2 separate regions of the Homo sapiens genome follow, and region 1 is linked to region 2. A link is an interaction called in ENCODE POLR2A ChIA-PET data of the cell type or tissue named here. Cell type or tissue: Caco-2. All regions are shown on one strand. Region 1 overlaps DOCK11 (dedicator of cytokinesis 11). Region 2 holds the start of ZCCHC12 (zinc finger CCHC-type containing 12).

Region 1 (2,500 bases), 200 kb after region 2:
TATTCTCTATAAATAGTTTAAGACATTGAAGTAGCAGCTGCCACTATAGGAAGATACTGCTAAAATATCTAAGAATTATGGGATGCTTTTCGCAGAGCCAGGATGGACTACAGGTGAGTACAGATGCTCATATTTATACTATAAAAAAATTGTTGCAGGCTAATGTGTCACTAGGGTCATCCTATATATTTAAGTTCTTACATTTTCACCAGTGTTGCCCTGATCTGGAAATCCTGTTGCTCCTTCTGGGATGAGGGAACCTCTTGAATCTTCTCTCTTAATTCCATGTCCATTTTGAAAAGACCCATAAGCTGGGGAAAAAAAAAAGTCAAGCCCTTGTTGGCAAGAGGGGGAACTGTCAGAAATATTTAAAAAGTACGGAACTAATTTAAGTAGAGACATTAATGTAGGGAATAGATCTTGGACATCTAAAATGTGAAGTTTATTATATCAAAACACCATAAGAAACCATGTAAAAGTGAAGCAACTTTTCACCTTTCAAAACACTTTAGCATGTACAAAATGACAAGAAATTCCTTGGAAGCCGTAAAATAAAGCCACACAATTTAAAAGACAATTTTATAGACAAGGAAACTTGAGCCCATAGATGGGAGTATCTGGCTTAAAACTGGTGACAGATAAGAAGAGTGGAAACCAGTATTTTTCTCATTATCCTCTATTTTCTCAGTATGCCAAGCTATGTTCTAAATAAGCTTAGACAAGGAAACCTAGGCAAATAAATTTGACTGCAAGTATAAGTCAGATTTTAATTAAACTTTAGTAGAGATCAAGCTATGTATGGTCTTTATTATGAAATATATCAAAAATACTGAGAAGTAGAGGGTACATGTCTAAACACCCACGCAATGTATCATCTCCAAAAGGTTTAATTACCGGTGTCTTTGTCAGTGCTCAGACTCCCTCTATTGGCAGGTGAAGTAAAGCCACATGGAAACTCATCTCTGGATGCCTGTAACAGAATATGATACCTGTGTCATTTAAACAAATTCGTATATAGGATAAGAAATCTGAATTAACAGAATAAAATGTTACATTGATTTTAAACAAAGCTCACTGTGAAAGTCTAAATCAGATACTAGTAATTAGTATTTAGGTGACTCTTTTTTAAAAAAAAAAAGCTACTAGCATACTGTTGTAACCATGACCTCTAGCCAAGTGACATAATTCTAGATAGCTGCAACTGGTACAGCTGCAACTGGTACAGTCTTTTTTGTTTTCGTTTTCTGAGACAGGGTCTTGCTGTGTAGTCCAGGCTAGAGTGCGGTGGCATGATCATAGCTCACTGTAGCCTCAACCTCCTGGGCTCAAGTGACCCTCTCACTTCAGCCTCCAGATTAGCCAGGACTACAGGTATACACCACCACACCCAGCTAATTTTTCATTTTTTTAGAGATGGGGTTTTCCCATGTTGCCTAGGTTGGTCTCAAACTCCTGGACTCAAGTGATCCTCCTGCCTTGGCCTCCCCAAGTGCTGGGATTACAGGCATGTGCCACGGCGCCCAGCCTGGTAAAGTCTTAACATGATTCAGTTCTCCTCCTTAGAACCAGGGCAATGCTAGAAGAAGGTGTGTGACCAGAAGCCCTAGGGAAACTTGAGCTGCAAAGAATACAGAGAAGTGAAATATTTCCAAATAATGCTGTCAAATCTATGTGGAGGGAGCATAAGCATGAGATACTGTATTTGTAAAGTGAGACCAGCCTGACACTCAGGTAGGTGTAGTATCCACATTCAGCCAGTTGACATGACTGGGAGTCACAGGGAAGCAAGCCACTAGAAAAGCTTAAAAGCAACGTCCTCAGGAACACAGGACAGGCATGACAAATTGGCTGTAGCATTTCATAGGGGGAATTTGCAGAGGAAGCTGTAAATGACACAGTTTAACCTGCTACCCAACAATATTACGTGGCCAGCCAAAGTGCAAAGGTGATCTTGGGCCATACAGAACATGGATGGGGGCAGAAGTTAACAGTCCACTGGGCAGACTATAAAGTGTATAATTTGGACATTGTATTTTAATAGGGTTACTGGTAAACTGAAGCATATTTGGAAAAGGGGTGACCACGAAAGCAAAGGGTTTTGGGGACCGGGCACAGTGGCTCATGCCTATAATTCCAGCACTTTGGGAGGCTGAGGCAGGCAGATCACTTGAGGTCAGGATTTCAAGACCAGCTTGGCCAACATGGTGAAACCCCCCGTCTCTACTAAAAGTACAAAAAAAATTAGCCGGGCGTGGTGGCGCATGCCTGTAGTCCCAGCTACTCAGGAGGCTGAGGCAGGAGAATCACTTGAACCCAGGAGGCAGAGATTGCAGTGAGCTGAGATCATGCCACTGCACTTTAGCCTGGGTGACAGACTTAGACTCTGTCTCAAAAAAAAAAAAAAAAAAGTAAAGGATTTGGAATGACAGATTAGTGGAGATATTTGGTGGCTTGGAGAAAAATTTAGAAGGCACAAGTGGAAAGGGTACATTTGGAGGTG
Region 2 (2,500 bases):
ATATCCTGCAGTACATTTTATATTTGCCCACTACCCTAAAAATAATCCTGTAGGAGATTGACACTTACAACCTCCCAGAGCTACCCGATGCCTGCGTGCTAGCAAGGTGCTTTTTGCAGCCACATCCATCCCTCCCACCAGTCCTCCAAGAGGGACGGTAACTGTTGCTTCAAATTCTAGGTGTAGCAGTGTCTGGAGCTGATATTGGGCTCTCCAAATAGAGTACAATGATCGCAGATTTGTGGAAATAAAATAAGATCTCATTAACCTCATGGTCTCTGGTCTCAACCACACCCCCTTCTCAAAGTGCCCCCCACGCCCGTCCCCCTTGTTATTTCTCAGATTCTTACACGAACTCTGAAACAAGAGCGCGTCTTTATTTCACTTCCAGCCTCTGCAACCAGTGCCCTCCGTGAGAAAGCTCCTCTCCGGGGTACGGTCAACCTCTGTCCACAGGGGGTCGCAGATCCGGGTCCTTGAGGTTTCAAGATTGCGCCACAGCGGAGAAGGCCAGAGAAGGGAAGGGTTAGAAGCAGCTTCACCCGTCATCCTGCTACCCACCACCTCCGCTGTTGCCAGGCGAAAAATTCTCTCTGCCCCCTCCTGACTATAAGCCAGAGACCAGCCCCCCACCCTCCAGCATTACATTTCCCCCGGGAAGCCGTCGGCCTACCAGCTCTGCAATCAGCTGCACAGAATTCAAGTTCAGATGCGGCTTTGATGGCCTGCCACGGAGAAAGGGAATAGGAGTTGGACACACCCACCCACATATTCCTCCCAGAAAGAGATGAGGAGATGCAAAGGATGTTCGAAGCAAACAGCTCGAGATTCCTCCCCCCGCTACTCCTCGCCTCTCCTCCCACCCCCAAATCCAGGCAAATCCTACCTAGCCCGCAGTATCCAGGTGAACCCCACCTCCTCCCTCAGCGCAGCCGGGCCACGAGAGTACTCCTACCCCTGCCTCACAGTCACCGATTCTCCAAGCTGGGAGCCGCCCAGTACTGGTGGGTCTTCCCCCACCCCTCTCCCCGCCGGGCAATCACACCCCCATTCTTTACCTGTGCTCCGCTGGTGGACAGCAGATGCTCCCGCGTCGCCAGCTGTGGATTCCGCCTTCTGGTCTCCGCCTTGCAGGCGGCAAAGAACTGAAGCCTCCTTGGCCGCTAAGCGACCCGGGGCTGCCCGAAGGAGCTGCTTCGCAGGGCCGCCCAACCAGGGGTAGCAGAGACGAGGCAGCGCCGTTCCTAAGGCAGCCGCGGCGGCTTTTATCCTCTGCCAGCTGAGACAAAAGAGCGTGACGAGCGGGCTAGTGCGGCCAATCAGCGAAGTGCGGGGGCGGACGCCCCGCACAGCCTTGGGCAGAGGCGAGTTTTCGCCTGAGGGGGCGGGGGCGCAGCAGGCCCGCGGAGCGTCAAGTGCAGCTTGATTAGACCGATGGAGCCAATCTGCCTGGGAATTTGCGACTCTTTCTTCCTCCCCCAACCCGTCCCTTCTCCCTGGGCTCAACTCTGCATCTTAGGCCAGGTGCATTAAACACGAAGTGGGTCCAAAATCAAGTGAATAATAAAAGTTCTTCACCTTGGTATAGGGAAAAGACGGGGAAGAGGGGAAGGGGCGGGAAGAGCATTAGCACGTGCATTGCGGAAACAGGCTTTCACACACATCTCCTCTTTTACTGTGAAAGAAGTAGCAGTATGTCCATTTAACAGAGAGGAGAGCTGGAGAACAAGGCTCTCAACCAATACCCATTCAAGTATGGGGGCAAGACATCAGAGTCATTTGGGGGAGCTTGTTAGAAATGCAGTCTTCTGGCCGGGAATGGTGGCTCACGCCTGAAATCCCAGCACTTTGGGAGGCCGAGGCGGGCGGCTCACGAGGTCAAGAGATCGAGACCATCCTGGCCAACATGTTGAAACCCCGTCTCTACTAAAAAGACAAAAAAAAAAAAAAAAATCAGCTGGGCATGATGGCGCGTGCCTGTAATCCCAGCTACTTGGGAGGCTGAGGCTAGAGAATCTCTCCAACCTGGGAGGCGGAGGTTGCAGTGAACCAAGATCGCACCGCTGCACTTCAGCCTGGCAAGGGAACAAGACTCCCTCTCAAAAAAAAAAAAAAAAAAAAAAAAAAAAAAAAAAAAAGGAAAAGAAAAGAAATGTAGGCTCTGGGCCCCAACTCTGGTGGATTCAGATTTACTAGGACTAGCGGTTGTGATGTGGTTTTGTATTTAGTATTTTTAACCGGCGCTGCGGTTGGTTCTGAGTTGTAGCAAGGTTTGTGAATAAGTAAATGAGCCTGTCTCCAATATCTGTCCACAGGTATCTGTGGTGAAATGCAACTCCAGAGCAGATGTGCCTACCTGGAATCCATGATCTTCCTGAAATTGTATGCAAAGATTTCGGACTCTGTATGAAGCTAAATAATGGCCACCCAAATGTATCAAGTCCTAATCCCTGAAACCTGTAAATGTTACCTTATAAAGTAAAATGGTCTTTGCAGGTGT

Evidence for each region. ChIA-PET counts read pairs that join two places held together with the same protein. Peaks named below come from ENCODE experiments on the same cell type or tissue, not always from the same donor. Only the 100,000 strongest peaks of a DNase experiment are listed, where the experiment ranks them.
Region 1: POLR2A ChIA-PET joins it to region 2 with 10 read pairs; 2 of 35 experiments call an interaction of 5 or more read pairs at or near these places.

Annotation. Positions count from the first base shown.
Region 1 is chrX:118,625,974-118,628,473 of GRCh38, reverse strand. It overlaps DOCK11 (dedicator of cytokinesis 11), which reads right to left. Exons shown (of 53, transcript NM_144658.4): 33 at 895-970; 34 at 202-311. Among named protein-coding and RNA genes, the nearest start is that of IL13RA1, 100 kb to the left of the region's middle. In Caco-2, a CTCF peak has its summit at 928; no DNase peak of the experiment used is centred here.
Region 2 is chrX:118,822,564-118,825,063 of GRCh38, reverse strand. ZCCHC12 (zinc finger CCHC-type containing 12) reads right to left here and starts at 1,240. Exons shown (of 4, transcript NM_173798.4): 1 at 1,059-1,240; 2 at 674-725; 3 at 351-475. In Caco-2, no CTCF peak of the experiment used is centred here; a DNase peak (open chromatin) is centred at 1,303; H3K4me3 peaks cover 873 bases.